Regions from separate parts of the Homo sapiens genome. Here region 2 is linked to region 1. A link is an interaction called in ENCODE POLR2A ChIA-PET data of the cell type or tissue named here. Cell type or tissue: Panc1. All regions are shown on one strand. Each heading gives the region's core, and the rest is flanking DNA. Links, peaks and the distances in the headings are about the cores only. Region 1 overlaps FAT1 (FAT atypical cadherin 1). Region 2 overlaps LOC102723906 (a long non-coding RNA gene).

Region 1 (9,583 bases), core at 464-8,463:
ATAAAACGTTTCAGTTCAGCTCTGGATTTGCCTACACTTATTCCACTTGAGTTTCTCATGTATTTCATCTAACCTAACAGCCATCTCCACATTCCTCACAAGATTCAACCTCTCCCAGACTCAACCTGCCTCTCATCTAACCCAACCACCATCTCCCCACTCTTCACAACACTCAACCTCTCCCAAACTCAACCTGCCTCTCATCTACTAATCCAACCACCATCTTCCTATTTCTCACAAAACTCAACATCTCACAAGCTCGACCTGCCTCTCATCTAACCCATCCACCATCTTCCTATTTCTCACAACACTCAACCTCTCCCAGACTCAACCTGCCTCTCATCTACTAATCCAACCACCATCTTCCTATTTCTAACGAAACTCAACATCTCCCAAACTCAACCTGCCTCTCACCTAACCTAACCACCATCTCCCCATTTCTCATAACGCTCAACCTCTCTCAAATGCAACTTGCTATGAACAGATTTCTACTCAAATACACAGTGAACAACTTCCACAACGGTTTCCTTTCCTTCCTTTAATCATCCTAAAGAGTTACTTTTAAATAGAATAATGAAGTTAACTGAACTAGCTACTGATAATTTTCTATTTATATGAGTGGAAGGTTTAGAATCAGAGTTCCTAAGTAGCAAGAAGAGTTGACAAAGAACAAATGAGTTTTTAAAAAACTTTTACTTAGATGTAGTTACTAAAATAAGAAAACTACTTTTAGTTTACATACATATTATTTTTCTTAAAAGAGTCTGGTAACTAACTAAATTTCCCCCCATTATTCAACCACCCTTTAAAAGAAAGTGTTTGGTTTTAAGTAAATTGCACCTCTCCACAGAAGTAACCAAGACACTTAAAATACAAAACAGGCTGGGTACAGTGGTTCACACCAGTAATCCCAGCATTTCAGGAGGCTGAGGAAGGCAGATCACCTGAGGTCAGGAGTTCATGATCAGCTAGCCAACATGGTGAAACCCCGTCTCTACAAAAAATACAAAAATTAGCCAGGCATGATGGCGGGTGCCTGTAATCCCAGCTACTTGGGAGGCTGAAGCAGAAGAATCGCTTGAACCCAGGAGGCAGAGGTTGCAGGGAGCCAAGATCGTGCCACTGCACTCCAGCCTGGGCAACAGAGCGAGACTCCATCTCAAAACAAAAACAAAACAAAACAAAAATACAAAACAGCTTTTTCAAAGGATAGTTGGGTGAGCTCAATTTAATCCAGAAAACCAACAGTTTCAAAAATAATCTGTGAATCTCTAGAAGTAACTATTTTCTTAAGTTTTAAGAAATTCATCAATAATGATACTAACAAAAATAGATCCTACTAATCTGAACGTTTTTTAGAGTTCAAGTTTTTGCTGAATAATGTGCAATGGCAATGGATACTCATCTTTTATACTTAAAACAAAAGAAATACTTTTCAATCCAGAGGATGATACAGGCAATAGCACTACTCTACAGCCCAAGGACACAACACGTAACTCAGGTATATTCACCTGGAAGGCCAGCCTCAGAATCTAGATACTCAATCTCACAAAGGAGGCTGCTCCTAGGTAAGCAAAGCAGAAACAAAGAGGAACCCGCATTGCTACTAAACTGCTTTGTTGTTCTTATTCTTGTAATTTTGGAAGGTATGGGAGACAGGGTGTCTCAAGTGGAAGAGCAGCCTTAACTATATTAAAAAGGACAAATTTAAAAGGGCTTTCTCAACAATAGTTATTTAGATAAGCGTTTCCCTTTAGTATTTTGTTACAATCTATTTCCATTTTAAATTTTACGCATTCAACCAGTATTGGCTGGATGCCTAGATGCCAGTCAGTTCCTAAGTAAGTGATACAGACACGGACAGAGTCCAGTTTCAGCCTTATATTCTGGTGGAAGTCAAATGACAAAAGCAGATTTTTTAAACATGCTAAAATAATTTTTAATATGTATTATATATAAAACACACACACACACACACACACACACACACACACACACACACATTTTTGAGACGGAGTTTCACTCTTGTCCCCCAGGCTGAAGGGCAGTGGCACAATCTCGACTCACTGCAACCTCCAGCTCCCAGATTCAAGCAATTCTCCTGCCTCAGCCTCTGGAGCAGCTGAGACTACAGGTGTGCGCCACTAGGCCCAGCTAATTTTGTATTTTTAGTAGAGACAGGGTTTCACCATGTTGGCCAGGCTGATCTTGAACTCCTGACCTCAGATGATCCGCCCGCCTTCACCTCCCAAAGTGTTGGGATTACAGGCGGGAGCCACAGCGCCCGGCCATAGGCCCTAGAACACTTATTTTAAAAATTACTGACCTTAAACTCTAATCTTGATACTTTGTAGATATGAAACTTCGTGTGACTTCTTTCTGAAATCAACATTCTGCCAATTAAAACCACATATGGATATTACTCATGTTCATACTTTCCTAATCAGTTTCCATCTTCTAAATGAGCTTGCCACACTATTAAGAAAAAGCACTTCCTTTTAAAATTTTTTAGATCCTTAAAAAATAACTGATTTCCATTTTGTTGCCTCAACCAACAGACTAACTTGGTATTTACATGACAAACCCGCCTTTTTTCACTTAAATATGTAAACACCTTCAGCTGGGCAACAAATCGAAAGAAGAGGATCATGGGACAAACATGCACAGGATCTATGAAAAGATGAACACCCCCTGAGCAGGCAGCTACTCGGTACCAGCCCTGTGCCAAGCACTGTGATAAGAGGAACACGGACGTCTGAGACAGAGTAATGTCAAGCAGCCCTAAGAATAAAGAGGCAAGTAAAAAAATTAATAGAAAGCTAAAAGCAAACCAGGACCCACAAATGCATTTTGGAGAATCTTTTAACTAAGAACTTATGGCAGGGCTATTTTCCATAGAGGTCAAAGAACATACGGCAAGTCCATTTAAATAAAAATTCTGGACTGGGCACAGTGGCTCACGCCTGTAATTCCAACACTTTGGGAAGCCAAGGTGGGCAGATCACTTGAGATCAGGAGTTCGAGACCAGCCTGGCCAACACAGCAAAAACTCGTCTCTAGTAAAAACAGAAAAATTAGCTGGGTGTGGTGGTGCACACCTGTAATCCCAGCTACTTGGGAGGCTGAGGCAGGAGAATCACTTCAACTTGGAGGTGCAGGCTGCAGCAGGCAGAGATTGAGCCACTGCAACTCGACTCTGGCCTTGGCAACAAAGCAAGACTCTGTCTTAGAAAATAATTAATTAATTAATTAATTAATTCTGTCTGCCAAGGGAGCTAACTTTATCATTAGAGGCCTGAGTTTCCTGACAGATTGCCTTAATAAGTAAAGGAATACTAGTGGTGTGGCATTAAGGGTTTTCCATGGTGAGCTGGCAAAACTAAAGACCAAAGCCTGGCCTAGAAAGCTGCTTAACTTAAACGAGGTATCAATGACCCTTGGACAACACGAGTTTGAACTGCACAGGCCCATTTACACATGAACTCTTTTCAACTGAAGGCAAATCAAAAACACAGTACTCACAGCACGCGAAAGCGCAGCGTCTGTGGAGGGCCGGCTGCGGGACCTCAGAACGCACAGATGTGGGTGTGCGCGGACGGTCCAGAAACCGATCCCCATGCTCTCCGAGGGATGATGCACACTGTTCATTATATCTGTTTTATTTGTGCCGTATGCCTCAATGGGGAGACAGAACATCTGATGAAACAGGTGTATAAAGAACTACAGGTTCTTATTTCACTTGGAAACAGCCTTGAATGACGGTTTCTCCTAAATCATTTCAGGCACATGTACAAATATATAGAAAAGTGACCTGTCCATTGTTAAGGTTTATCTAGCTCATTTATAATTTTTATACAGGTTTTATTTCTCTATTACATTAAGCACCATATAATGTATGTAGAAATACTTGCAGGTTGTAAGGCATTATAAAAATGCTTGTCACTGTCACTGTCATCACTGCCATCATCATCATCACCATTATCCTTACCCGCTGGTCCTCCTTTATGAGAATTTGTGAGGACTGACAACCCTGGAACCTCCAGAACAGAGGATCTCAAAACCAGGATTCCAAGAAGACGGTCAGTGCATGAACACAGGTTCGGCACTTCACTGAGCCCCTTGGTATTGAATCAAATCACTGTCTCTCTGAAGAAAGAATATACAGCTTTCCACAGATTCTCAAAGTTTCTGTGACGCCAAAACCATCAAGAACCACAGTTTTGGAGCCTACAAATAGGCGTCCAGGGTGGCAGAAAAGAAGCTTCGCTCAACCTTCACAACTGCAATTACTGTGTGTTACAATCTATTTGCTCACAAAACAAATGAGGGCTACTTACTGCTCTATCAGCCACTGTGCTTAGAAGAGGGTAGACAGATGATTACGCTGGACTGTGTCCTTGAGTTCATGGAGACGGACTGAAGTCACAGACAGGCCGCGCACTGAGTCATACACTACAACAGAGGAACACACAGGAAGTGCCCCCGCAGCGAAGAGAAGCAAAGGCTACCTGGCTTGAAGGAAAGGTTTCCCCGGAGACCCCACGATGGCTTACCAGGCCAGCCTAACCATTATGCATTGAGTGCCTGTTATATACACCAAGCATTCAAAGACTTACGTGCGCCCACAAAGAGCTGACAATCTAGAGGAAAGGCGCGTGTAAATAAACAATTACACTAGAGTGATACTGCAGTCATATGTTTAAGTACATAAAAGATAAGAAACAGCTCCACGTAACGAAGAGGGCTGTCAAGAAAGCTTTATTAAGTAGAGTTATGAGATAATACGAGCTGACCACTGTATGCCCAAAGGCAGGGAGACAGAAAACGGCGAGGCACAGAGGGGTAGAGGGCTGCACAGGGCAGGGGCTGAGGGACCAGGGCTGCACAGGAGCCAGTGAGGGAAGCACGGGTGATGTTAAATGGGAGAGCAGGGAGGCCTGTTAGGGCAATGCGGCTCCGCCACGGAGAGACTGGACCCCGTGCGATGGGAGACAGTGAAACGGGTTAAGGAGGATTCCGTGACAGATGAACACCTCAGCTCAAGAATCACGTCTGTATTGTCAGAATGCCTCCTAACGCATCACACCATAAACTACATCAACTGGCACGCGCTACTTTCCTTTAAAAAATGCAACAGAATATTTCAAAATTCAATGGCACTAAGTCGACGTGCATCATATTTCCATCATTTGTCGTGTTTTTATAATTTGGCACAGACATGAACTCCATGAGCAGAGTATAACACCACGTAATTTTACTCACTAATTGTGACAATCTAGTGAGACAGTCTATGGAAAGACCATAAAATAGGGCCTGTACACGGCAAGTACTCACTAAACGTTAACTATAATTACATGCTGATGATGATTAAGAAGAAAAAGCTTACCTGTGATAAGAATATGGTTAAATTATCACAAACCAGAAAGCAGTCTTCAGAAACTACATAAATAGCTGAGTAACTTTTATTAAAAAAAAACAAAAAACCAATTGATTTAAAACTAAAAAGACTGTATTAGTAGACTCTCCCCAACATGAAATGAGTAAGACATTCTAAAGAATCCCATTCAACAGGTTGAGCCACTCGGAGGCCTAGCAATGGACCGAGTTCAACATGGTATCAGATATTCGAGGAGATATGGTACTGTTGAACTGGCAAGGCAAGTTAATTGATAAGACTGGCCCTTGAAGTATATATGTGAATAGTTTCCTAGACTTACTGTCACTGCTGTGAAACTGGAGAACTGCCAATTCAACAAGTACAGGCATGTGCCCTTGAACGGCAATCTTTCCAAGTCCATTTATTCCTAGTAACAAAGACAGAAAAGATTGCGCTTTGTGGCACTATGTCTTGTATGGAGCATGCACTATTTATAAGCAGCATGGTCTGCTGTTTGAAAAAAAAAAAAAAATGCCAGAAAGGCAACTGCAAAATAACAGTACACAAAACACACACTAATAAATAAAAACGTGACAAATCCAGCCCTACGAACTAAAATAATCCAAAAAGTAAAAACAATGGGAACTAAATGGTAAGAAAATCTCCAACATTTAAACTAACACCTAAAGCTTAAAATCTTTTCAATTTTCATAGTTGTACACGGTAGGTAATACGGAAAGAACAGACCAGGTATTAAGTGAACATTAAACCTCTACACACACAGGTCACTCAACAAATTACGAACACCCAATCCTTAAACATCCTTAGGACAAAAAACAGTTCCCTGGCAAGGGGGACGGTGAGTAAGCTTACTCTGGCTTTCTTGCCCCGTACTAGATGGCCAAGAGGACAGCTGCTGATGCCAAGGCACCAAGGAGGACAAGGCAAGAGAACGATGGCCTCATGTAACTCGATGCAGAGGGAGGTACAAATCACGTTAGCTTTGGCGTGCAGGCCTGAAAGCTGGGACCTAACCACCATCTTAAACATGGTTTCCACAAGAAAAGCCTTCCAACAATTAACGTCCTGTCCAGTTCAGATGGGCAGCATTTTTACCGATTAAATCACACTTTTACAACTGCAAACACAAATATGACACCTGTCCATCTCTTCAATGGCCAATGAGACAAGGGAAGCTACAGGCACTCACCTGGATTCACCCACGCCTTCGCTGGCCTGATCTTGACTTGCTGACTGCCACCGCGACGGAATTCAAACTCCTGTCCTCCTAATTGTGCTAGATAGCAATATGTCATTCAGAGTAAAAATGCTGGAAGATTCTTACATTCAAGACTCCTTCAGGACCAAGCATCGAATCTAGGATTCAAGGCTGCAACCTGGCCTAACCCAGCTTAGCACAGAAACCCACTTCACTAGTCGTTTTTGAACAGGCTCCCTCGCAGCATCCGTAGATCATTCTTCAAAGAGTAAGAGGAGTAAAATGCGGTTCTGGCACTTAGCACCCAAGAAGTCTTGGGCAAGTTACTTAACCTCTCATTGACGTTTCATCCTGTAATGTAGGGATAACAGAGTCCACCCGGTGGTTGTGAGAATTAAATGGACTGGCACACACAGAATGCCGGGCCCAGTGCCCGGCTGTGACACTCAGTGTCGTGGTTATTACTAGACTGGTGCTCACCACCAGTGTCATTACCACTGACAGCATGAGGACAAAGCCGGCCTGTCTGACGTAAGCTGTTTCCACCCCACACCTCCAGGTCCCGGCCCCTGCACACTCTGAGAATTACATCACAGCACGGTAAGCGTCACTGCGTGCTGCTCCACAACGTGGGACGGCCCTGAGTCACGGTCCCCCGAGTTCCCATCCACAGCCTTTCCAGGCTAGACTTGTTCAGTCAGTAACGCATCAACGTGGTAAACATCATACAAATAACTAAAGAAAAGCTGAATCTCTGTTGTTTTTAGTAAGAAAATGGAACTTCCTTAGGATTTCGACTAGATCCTATTTTCACCTTAACATCTTCCTGCTTCAAAGAAGGACCCTTCCCCTGGTAGAAATTGTTACCACGCCCTGCTTGACTCAGAATCACACACACACAAGATTTTTATCCCAGAACACAGCAACAACACACTGTGGTAACATCATTTCTGCCAAGACACAACTTCCAGTCTCCCTGTGGCTGGGAAACGAGCTTCTTTTCTCTTAAGCTTTCCTAGGAGGAGAACATAAAGAGCCAAGAGGACAGCAGCTGCTGCCACTTCAGGGAGGAGCCAGCAACACAAAAGCCCTTTCACCAGCACATTTTTTAACTCTCTGCCGGGCCTCCCACCCGTCTCTAATCAAGTTCCTGCTGCCAGGAATTCTAGCCCCAGCTCCCACAGGGCATCAGGTCCCACCACAGCAGGCCAGGCTTCCAGCAGCCACCCAGCTCTCAGCCACTTGCAGACCCTTTAGTCAGGATCCGGGGCCCGTCAGCCTCCTCCACATTCCTTCTCCTGTCACAGGAGGACGTGCAGCAGGAGCAGGGATCCCAGGATGTAAGTAAAATATCCTACTTTATATGAGGAAAAGGGTTTCTAACTTGAATGAATAATAAATAGCTGAAACATTCAGAGTTCTGCAGAACCAGACAGAAGCTCCAGAAACATTTTCCCTGACTGAGGTCAACAATCAGGTTAGCCTGGGCCGGAATTCCGTTCCGTTCCCACTGTAGAAACGCACTCACCTGTGTGCACCTAAGCCGGGCGGCCAGGAGCCGACCCCACACAGGTGACACAGGGATGAGGCCAGGAGCCGACCCCCACACAGGTGACACAGACATGAGGCCAGGAGCCGACCCCCACACAGGTGACACAGGGATGAGGCCAGGAGCCGACCTCCACACAGGTGACACAGACATGAGGCCAGGAGCCGGCCTCCACACAGGTGACACAGGGATGGTGCTCCAACACTCTCCATCGTGTGAATGCAGCCATTTTCTCTTAAGAAAAATGTCCTCATTTCCCTTCCTGTATTTCATGAATGCTGACTTAAGTTGTGACAACGGCTGTACTTCCATATTAATTCATTCCCAGTCTTTTCATCAAAACGTAAATTTCAATCCTGAAACCAGGATTGGGATGCTAAAAGTAACACAGCAGTAATATGTTTAGAGATCTGCTCTTATCTTAATGAAAAACACGGGCTCCCCAAATAAGTAGAGTCAGAAGGGGAAACACTCGTCCTGGGCTGCTTTGTATACTAACATTAACAGCCAAAAAGAGAACCAAACTACTCTAGACTGAAGGTCAAACACATTCCAGGGCGTCCTGTACGCAATACACACATCAGGGAACAGACCTCAACCCAACACTGCTTCAACACCAACTTCTATTCACAATTTCTACAAAATCTTCTGGCCAGGCATTTTTCTAGACATTCCCTTAGTTTTAAAAATGAACAAAAAGCTGCAGCATTTCATTGGTGCTCAAGTAATAATTAACTTGCTAAGTACACATCAGCTAAGAACACTACACCAAATTTATTCCACACACCCACAAGAGGGATGCTCCAGATTTTATTCTGCTTAAATTACAGGAAAACCTGTTGAAGCTTACAACAAAGCAACAGAGAATGGATCTGAAGTAGAAGAGGGGGTTGGATGCTGAGACGCATGGCAGGCAGACCGAACCCTGAATGTGGGATTACACATGCTTCAAAGATCTTTACTCCGCTAAACATCTTTGTTAAATCTACTTTATAATCCTCACTGTAGACCTTACAGATAGCAATCTGAGGAGGAGAATCTTAATTAGAGCTCTGGAAACTGGCTCTCTAACGAGACCGACTTTCCAAATAATTGTTCACATGGCCCTCTCCCCTTCCAGACCTCACATGGAAGGGCAGTCACGTGGCATGGATCTGTCAGAACAGTTCACCAACATCCAGAGGCCTCTCCAGGAAGGGCAGATGATACCGTGAGACCTGCAGAGTCCACGCCCGCCATCCCCACTCTGCCACTACGCTTTCTCTCGCTGCAAAGCCATTTGCAGAACATGTACAAACCACGGAGCTAAGAACACAGAGCTAACAGGACTGTCCGTTTGGTGACAGATTTTTAGGTAGTCCATAGAATTTCTACTTCTACAAAAACAGAAAACTACGTTTCAGAGGATGTTTCCAATTTAAGCAGATTTAAAGAGAAG
Region 2 (9,583 bases), core at 915-8,914, 200 kb after region 1:
CACTGCAACCTCTGCCTCCCGGGTTCAAGTGATTCTTCTGCCTCAGCCTCCCGAGTAGTTGGAACTACAGGCCCACGCCACCATGCTAATTTTTGGATTTTTAGTAGAGATGGGGTTTCACCATGTTGGCCAGGCTGGTCTTGAAATCCTGACCTCAGGTAATCCGTCCACCTTGGCCTCCCAAAGTGCTGGGATTACAGGCATCAGCCACTGCACCTGGCCTTTTTTTCCTATTTTCTGTTTTTAATCATCAGCTTTCTAGATTTCTTTACCTCATCTTCTAATCTTTCTACTGAATGTTTTATTTCTCCTGTTCTATTTTTAATTTGAAGGTTGGTTTTTGGTGCTCTTTTTGGTAAACTCTAGGCTTGTGGGTGGGGTTTTATTGATGGCGGGCTTCCCTGTGGGATGAGTTGGCTGAGCATTTTCTCGCAGATCCCCTACACTGGTTGGTCTCTTCCTGTAGGTGGGCCAGATGCCCCCAGGAGAGCTTCCAAACTCTTTCCTGAAGGCGGGCGCCACACTGCCAGCTGCCAGCACGCGGGGCTCCAGCAGGAAAGGAGATGTGTACTGATGACTTTGTATCCTTCCACACCGCCAAGTCAGCCACCACTCACTAGCTGGTTTTCAGTTTCTAAAACTGCGTTGCTGATGTTTGCATTCCTTTGGGATTTTTAATACTTTTTATGTATTATATATTGATATAACTATTAATTATGTATTAATATAACTTTACTGTTATTTAAATGGGATTTGGGAGGAATTGAGGCTAATGCAGTTTAGTTTTTGTCTGTTTATTTCTATTTCTACCTATTCTTTCATTTCCTCTCATTTTCGCTAATTTTTTTTCTAGTCTGAGGTTGTTACTTCATGCGATACTCGAACTCAGTGCCTTTGCATCTCCTCCCTGGTCTGTCTTGTGCTTTTGAATCTACACTACCTTTTCCTTTCAGCTATGAACACATTGCGATAATTCCATCTTAGACATTCGTTTGAACCCGCATCTTCCTCATTTTCTCTTTTGTATCTCTACTTCCTTTTGCAGCCGAGCTTTTAGAAAGTATCCCTGTCTCTGCTTCCTCTGAACTTATTCACCACTCTACCCATGGAAGGGGACTTCCTAGAAAGTCCCCAGATACCCCCACAGACACTTTCCTCTCTTGAGTTCACTCTACTGCTTAAGGCCATCTTGACTACATTCAGAATTCTCTTTTTCCCTTGTTTTTGTTATTATTAAAAGGAAGTTTATCTACACTGAAAGTAATGCATATTAATTATGTAAATTTGGAAAACAGAAACAATACAGGAAGGAAAGAGGAAATCCCATTCATACATGTACCAAACAGCGATAACTCCTGTTAAACTCAGGATGCATTTCCTTCCCAAGTTTTTGCTGAGAATATACTATTTGCGTAACTGGATAATTATCTATATGTACATGTGTTTGTATAGAGCGGCATGTTCTGATTTTATGGAAGGCTCCATATCCCCACATCCAATGATCTCAAGGATCACTCCACTTATATGTTCTCAAACTTAATATTTTTAAAGCGATTTTTCAGAAAATTGGTTGCTTTTAAGTTTCCCATCTGAACAATGAATCCTATCACTAGTCAACCAATTGACAAAGCCAGAAACCTGTGTCACATCTTCACCTTTTCCCTCTCCCTCACTTCTGCGATCTAACCAGTTGCAGCTCCTTTGAGTTTTTTATTTTATTCTATTTTTTGTTTTTTTGAGATGGAGTTTCACTCTTGTTGCCCACACTGGAATGTAATGGTGCAATATCGGCTCACCACAACCTCTGCCTTCCAGGTTCAAGCGGTTCTCCTGCCTCAGCCTCCCTAGTAGCTGGGATTATAGGCCCTTGCCACCACGCGCAGCTAATTTTTTTTTTTTTTTTTTTAGTAGAGACGGGGTTTCTCCATGTTGGTCAGGCTGGTCTCGAACTCCTGACCTCAGGTGATCCACCGGCCTTGGCCTCCCAAAGTGCTGGGATTACAGGCGTGAGCCACCGCACCTGGCCGGCTCCTTAGAATTTTAATTCACCTCTTCTAAGAACATCACTTCAGGTTATGGTTTCACACTTTTTGCCTGAAATATCGCATTAACCTCAGCGAAGACTTGGAACCAACCCAAATGTCCAACAATGATAGACTGGATTAAGAAAATGTGGCACATATTCACCATGGAATACTATGCAGCCATAAAAAATGATGAGTTCATGTCCTTTGTAGGGACATGGATGAAATTGGAAAACATCATTCTCAGTAAACTATCGCAAGAACAAAAAACCAAACACCGCATATTCTCACTCATAGGTGGGAATCGAACAATGAGATCACATGGACACAGGAAGGGGAATATCACACTCTGGGGACTGTTGTGGGGTGGGGGGAGGGGGGAGGGATAGCATTGGGAGAATTACCTAATGCTAGATGACGAGTTAGTGGGTGCAGTGCACCAGCATGGCACATGTATACATATGTAACTAACCTGCACAATGTGCACATGTACCCTAAAACTTAAAGTATAAAAAAAAAAAATCCTAGCAGCTAACCCTACCTCCTAGAACTATTCCTCAGAATGCTGGCAGAGCAATTGATGCTGCTCCCCAATGATGTCACTTGCTGAATCATGTCCTTTATTGAAAAATTCTTCAACATCTCCCCATAGCTTGCCGAATAAAGTTACGATTCCTTAGCCTGGGACTCAAGGCTTTCATGCGTCTTTCAGAGATGTCTGGCCTCTGTTCCTAGTTTTACTGGTTTCATCATCCCATACCTCTTTACTATGGGAACAATAGATCACGCCATTTCTTTCCTTCAAAACTTTCTTCATTCTCTTCTCTTTTTCCCTTTCTTATGTAGCTAATTTTTACACATTCTTCAAAATGTAGATGAGTGTCCTTTATTCAAAGAGGCCCTCTTTTATTTCCTAGTCTAATTTAGAAGCTTCTCCTAGCTGCTTCCATATCACCATCAGCTACCGTATCACTGAAATGATGATTTACTTTGATGTTCCTTCACTAATCTATCTATCAATCATCTATTATCTATCTATCCATCCATCCATCTTCAGAGTTGAGGCTGTGAGTTACTTGACATTGTATTTCTAATACCTAATCCAGGGTTTGATACAGGATAGACTCTCAGTGTTTACAGGAGGAATAGCTGCCCATTCTGAGTTTTTATGTGGATGCTCTATTTTCAAGGACAGTTCTTTTTTACTTTACACTTTTGTAATGAGTGTGTGAAGAGAGATTATTGCATAGGTGTGAGGGAGGAGGGAAAGAAATACAGAAGTTTATATAGGTCACCACAAAGGATTATTCCAAATTACCCTTTTGGGTTTCTCATAGCCGTTTTTAGGATAAGACTAGAATTAAACCAAAGTGTAAAAGTAGGAAGGGATGGGAAGTCCGCTCATTTGGAAGTCTAATCTAATGTAGTGCATGTTTCCACAGGGAAACTGTTGCAGAGGACAAGTGTCAGAAAAGTACTTTAATAGGTAATTGTTTGTGTTTGTGGTGCATTATTTTGCCAAATTACACAATATGGCAATAAGACAAAGTATATCATTTAAAATTATCCTGTTAAGGCCAGGTGCGGTGGCTCAGCCTATAATCTCAGCACCTTGGGAGGCCAAGGTGGGCAGATCGCTTGAGGTCAGGAGTTCGAGACCAGCCTGGCCAACATGGGGAAATCCCGTCTGTGCCAAAAAATAAATTTTGAAAATTTGCCAGGTGTGGTGGTGGGTGCCTGTAATTCCAGCTACTTGGAAGGCTGAGGCAGGGGGAACCCTTGAACCTGGGAGGTAGAGGTTTCAGTAAGCCGAGATGGTGCCACTGCATACCAGCCTGGGCAACAGGTGAGACCCTGTCTCAGAAAAAGAAAATTTTTAATGAAATAAAATAAAATTACCTTCTTAAAGCATATTGAATAGTAAAAATCATGTACAATAACACTACAAATAGTTGAGTTGTCATTGATTTTCCACGTAAAAGTTTTTTCTCTGTGTTTAATCATGTTTTTCTTTACAAGGTATCACTTGTTCTTTACCTTCTTGCGGTGTTTCTCTCTCAGTTCTTCAATAATAAAGCATCTCACAATGAGACCTGTGATTTCCTCAATTGAATTCCAAGTCCTCAGATATGGTATTGGAGCTTCTCAGCGATTTGATATATCCTAATCATGGTACCCTAATATTTTTTAGGCGGTGCAATATAATGTTGGAGATAGAAGGCTCCTAGATATCATGTAATGTAGAGACTCTGTAGCAGAAAGAAGTGGGCTTGAAGATGGGATAGTTAGTATCAAAAGCATATCATGGCCAGGCATGGTGGCTTACACCTGTAATCTTACCATTTTGGGAGGCTGAGGCAGGGGATTGCTTGACGTCAGGAGTTTGAGACCAGCCTGGCCAACATGGCAAAACGCTGTCTCTACTAAAAATACAAAAATTAGCTGGGTGTGGTGGTGGGTGCCTGTAATCGCAGATACTTGGGAGGCTAGGTGGGAGGATTGCTTAAGCCTGGGAGGTAGAGGTTGCAGTGAGCTGAGATCATGCCACTGCACTTCAGCCTGGGCGACAGAGCAAGACCCTGTCTCAAAAAAATGCATATTAGAAGGGGTGCCGATGGGAGCAAGAAGGTCTCTGCCAGTGGGGTCATTCAGGTCGTCAGGCCCCATACTCCCATTAATAAGGCTGCCTGAAAGAGAAGACAATCCTCAACCCAGTATGTCAGAGCTTTGAGATCTGTAGCTACTGTCTCACTCTTCTGCAGTTTCACACACTCTAAGGGACGTGAGTCATCAGATTTTCTGAGATATCAGGGTCTGGCAGACAATGCAGAATAATAAAAACATTACCCTAGAAATACAGAAGGAAACTCCTGTCTCAAGAAGAAATTGAACGTACTCAATGTGGAGGCCCAGAATCATCACTGGGACGGCTGTTTATCATCAGAGCCAATAATTTTTTTACAGTAAAGGACTTCCAAAATGACAAATGTGAAATTGTATGTCAAACAACTTTAATAAATGTTCTGTTAAAAAAATGTAGAAAAGATAAAAAGCATATCAGAAACTTTTCCAAAACATTTATCCCTGGCTTCTTGGTTTCCTCCCTCCTGAACTCTGAAATTCTTGTAAGTTTGGTGGCAGGCATGAGTGTTACACATACAGATACACATGCAAACAAAACAACTTTCCGGTGATCATAATATCCTCTACCTTTGCCTTTCTCTTTGAGTTCAGAACTATTGATTCAGTGTAGCTTTTGTTTTCAAGGAAACTATAGCTCAAAAAGTTCAAGTTTCACTGACTTGTCCTGGGTGATGGGGCTAGTTAATGGCAAAGCCAGTCCTGGAACCTCCGCCTCTCCTGCTGTTGGCAAAGCACTTCTGCTACACGCACTGCTTTCCTGGATGACTTTTAGAAACTGCCTCTTCAGCTTTGAAGAATCCAGAGAAATCTTTTTTCTCTTTTTTTTTTTTTTTTTGAGACAGAGTCTTGATCTGTTGCCAGGCTGGAGTGCAGTGGTGTGATCTCGGCTCACTGCAACCTCCACCTCCTGGGTTCAAGTGATTCTCCTGCCTCAGCCTCCCCAGTAGCTGGGACTACAGGCGCACGACCACGCCCAGGTAATTTTTGTATTTTTAGTAGAGATGGGGTTTCATCATGTTGGCCAGGAAGGTCTCAATCTCTTGACCTTGTGATCCGTCTGCCTCAGCCTCCCAAAGTGCTGGGTTTACAGACATGAGCCACCATGCCCGACCCCAGAGAAACCTTTAGCCTGACTCTTCAGATCTAGCAGCTCTAAGGACCATGACATCGTTCTGCTGGGGATGTTGTCCTGGCTTCTCCTCTCTCACTTTACTTCCAAAAGGCTTCCAGGACCAAGCAGCTATTGCAAGTTCCAGAGAATTATTTCTCCAAACCAGGACCTTATCCTATAGGTGTGAGAGCAAGGACTAGACAAGGAACCAGAGTAATGATGATTCTTCATTACACCTTCACATCTAAGCAGGCCTTAAAGGAAGGGACAAAGTTATCCTCAAAGGAATACACAGCTTGCCCAAATGCAGTTGGAGAACCAGGTGAGTGGTCCTCCCTGCCAACAAAGCAAAGTCTAGGCCTGCAAATCACTGCCACCAGGCGATAGAGAATGTAAACAATAATTCCGAGGCCTGACATAGCCAAGCGAGGTTGCTGCATTGCTCTGAAAGGCACAGATACTCTAGGGGGAAGGGGTTGCTTTGCATTTTGAGCACAATTTGGCCATGCAAGAATCTCCTTACCAAAATAAGCATCTTGAGCTTGCATTTTCTTTCTGGCAGGAAAAAGGCCTAGAACTTCCCAAGTGAACAAGCTACACCCACTTTTCAAATATTGTCACAAGTCATTGTAAAAATACTCTCTCATAAACGCTCTGGCTATAAGAGGAAAATAGAACCACACCAAACACCTCACCCCAATATTTCAGAGTCCCACATTGGGAGCAGTAAATAAGATTAGGGATTATAGCCTGCTCTGCGTTCATCTCTGTACAGAAATGTACTGCAGAAACCACACCCTTGTAAAAGGGAAAAGCAGGAGGAAGTGGACCCGTAAAAGCTAAGTAGTCAGAGGACATCCAGCTGGGGATAAAAGGCATTTTAGGACTGGCTCAGTGAAGTGCTGCAAACACAAGTTCACTGTAGAATAAATAGCCTGGGCTGTCTGGGCTGGAAGGTGGCAGCTGCATTTTATGTCCAGACTCGGGAGGCAGAGTTGAAACCTCACGTTCAACACTGGTCCCTGCCCCCAACACATAGGCACCAAGGCACATACATGCAGGATAAAATGTCTTCTCTTTGGATTAAAAAGTTAATAAAGCAATAGGTGATTGCCTAGAAGGGTGCATTCTAGAGTTTGCTCTAGCAAGCTAGGAAAACAACAGATGGTGGAAAGTTTGCTTCTCCTGCTTACAAACCACATGAAATGAGGCAGTGGAGTTGTCATTTAGCTTTTAGGAATTTAGCTTTTAGCTTTAGCATTTAGCTTTTAGTTTTGAGCAACTTGGATTCAATTCAAATGGTGCTTCAAGTTGTGTGATGTGTGTTATATCGGAGAGTATATTACTAGATTTTGTCCCATTTTTTAGCATTAGGATAGGCAACTCACCGGTTCCCGGGAACTGGCATGTGTGAGATGAGGAAGTAGAGGAGACCCTGAGGCCGTTGGTGGGCCTTACCTGCTGCCTTCTCTCCCTGCCAGGGTCAGGCCAGTCCTATTGCCTCTTCTCCTGGGGACTCCCACCCCTCTTCTCCTCCATCGCCATTCCAGAATACCACTGCCCACACTTGCTGCCTGAAAAGAAGAATGATCTGAAGTCCAGCTCTTTTCTCTCTAGTTCAACTTTACATCCATGTCATCCAACTTTCTACAGGAGCAAAGCTTTCCTGTGTGCAAAAGCTCTCCATCACTTTTCTTTATTTGTATAATACAATCCAAATTGGATCCGTCCTGCCTTGCCGGCCCCTTGCCCACTGCCTCATTGCCCAGGGATCTCTCAACCTCATCTCAATACACTCCCTTGCCTGGGCCCTGGCTTCTGCTTCATGAAACCCACTTTCCCCCAACCCATGTTGTTTATGGGAAGTCCTGCCCACTCCTGAAGCCTTTCCTCAGGTTCGTCTTTTCCAGAGGGACTTCCCTTATGCTTCACCATGCGCCGAGCCCTTCCCGCCCTGCTCTCCCTAGCGCTGTGTTGGTAGCTTTGCGACCGCACTGCCCATGGTTGGCTTCATGCCGTGCACATCTCTGAACCTCACTTCATGCCGTGAGCTCCTTGAACAGAGCAGAGAGGGAAGACTAGCATGAAGGGGTGATGGGGAGTCACGGCCTTAGGAGCAGGAGTCGGGAAGGTAACAATCACACAGAGATCTCTCATGTCACTACGCTGGTGTTATAATTCATGTCAGCCATGCACACGTACAATCCAGTATCTATAAGGCTTATACATATTCTTTAAAACCAAGGTTACATCTGCAATCACCATTCCATAGCATCTAGAAAGATGTAACGCCCGGCTATAAATAGGGTATACCCACAAAATATCATAGGACATTATTCAAAATCAGGATATTAAAAATTAAATCTGTTTAAAACACCTAGAAAACCCTTGAAAAACTTCTATGTAATCATTTACTTTTAATATTTGGGGAAAGAGCAGAAGAACATATGTCTGATCAAATTCACTACAACGGATTTTTTCACTTCCAGATTTACAGAATGCCTGTCACTTGCCTAAGTTCCTTGTTTAAAAAGAAAGAGACTTTTCTCCACACCACTTCTCAATATTTATTTATGCAAATGGGACATGAGTCACAAGCATGCAGAGATGAACCCTGATTTATGACAACATCAAGAAAATAGCTAAAAATATGTGTGTCTCAGGATGATTCAAAGTGCAATAGGGGAATTTCCAGTGATTTGGTAACAAATGTAGCAGCCCAACTCCCATTTATTTTTCCAGCAAATATTCCCAAGGAGCATGAAAAAATGACAGCTGCATAATCGCAACAGTTAATTTTTTCATGTTAGTTGATTCAACCTTTTTGTCAAAAAATGAGAGGAAGAATAAAGGAAAAGCAAGAGTGTAAATGGTAGATCAAATTCGCATATTAACAACTTTGGAAGTAAAAACTTCAATACTCTATCTGTAGCCAAATATTAATATTTTAGTCATTAAGCCTAATTGCGGAGAAGTTATACAATAAACAAGATGAGGCTATATTCTTGCTGAGGTATCTATGTGAAGGGTAGCACTCTAGAACTCTGGAGTTAAAAAGAACATGCAATATCCCTGAATTTGGCCTCCTACTTTGTTTGGGCAAGGATTGTCTCCAAAAACTGACCTCCGAGAAGTAGAATTTAGCCTGTTAAATACTTACAGTAATGGGTCACTCACTGCCTCTGTCTTGTTTTCGGGGCTGCTGTAACAAATTGCCACAAATTTAGTGGCATGAAAATCGCGATTTATCATCTCACAGTTCTGAAGGCCAGAAGCTCAAAGGTGTTTGGCCGGGCTGCACCCGCTACAGGGCCTGTAGTGGAGAATCCATTTGTTTCTAGTTTTTCGTGGCGTCTGGCTTCCTTAGCTAGTGCCACATTGCTCCAATCTCTGCTCCGTCTTCACATTATCTTATCCTCTGTGTGTCTCTTAAAAAGAGACTTGTTACTAAATTTAGGGATCACCCAGGTAATACAGAATGAGTTTCTCATCTCAAGATTTTTAACTTAATGACATCTACAAAGACCCCTTTTCTTTCTTTCCTTTCTTTTTTCTTTTCTTTCTTTTTTTCTGTCTTTATTTTTCTTTCTTTCTTTCTCTCTCTTTTCTTTCTCTCCTTCCTTTCTCTCTTTTCTTTCTTTCTCCTTCCTTCCCTCCTTTCTTTCCTTCTTTCCTTCTTTCTTTCTTCCTTCCTTTCTTTCTTCCTTCCTTCCTTCCTTCCTTCCTTCCTTCCTTTCTTTCTTTCTTTCTTTCTTTCTTTCTTTTTTTTTTTCTTTCTTTCTTTTTTGATGGAGTTTCACTCTTG

What was found. Peaks named below come from ENCODE experiments on the same cell type or tissue, not always from the same donor. Only the 100,000 strongest peaks of a DNase experiment are listed, where the experiment ranks them.
Region 2: POLR2A ChIA-PET joins it to region 1 with 13 read pairs; 2 of 35 experiments call an interaction of 5 or more read pairs at or near these places.

What each region holds. Positions count from the first base shown.
Region 1 is chr4:186,693,801-186,703,383 of GRCh38, forward strand. The region is part of intron 2 of FAT1 (FAT atypical cadherin 1); the gene reads right to left. Among named protein-coding and RNA genes, the nearest start is that of FAT1, 25 kb to the right of the region's middle. In Panc1, for the core only: no CTCF peak of the experiment used is centred there; no DNase peak of the experiment used is centred there; H3K4me3 peaks cover 1,298 bases; H3K27ac peaks cover 7,749 bases.
Region 2 is chr4:186,895,900-186,905,482 of GRCh38, forward strand. All of the region lies in intron 1 of LOC102723906 (a long non-coding RNA gene), which reads left to right. It also overlaps the pseudogene MRPS36P2. Among named protein-coding and RNA genes, the nearest start is that of FAT1, 180 kb to the left of the region's middle. In Panc1, for the core only: no CTCF peak of the experiment used is centred there; no DNase peak of the experiment used is centred there.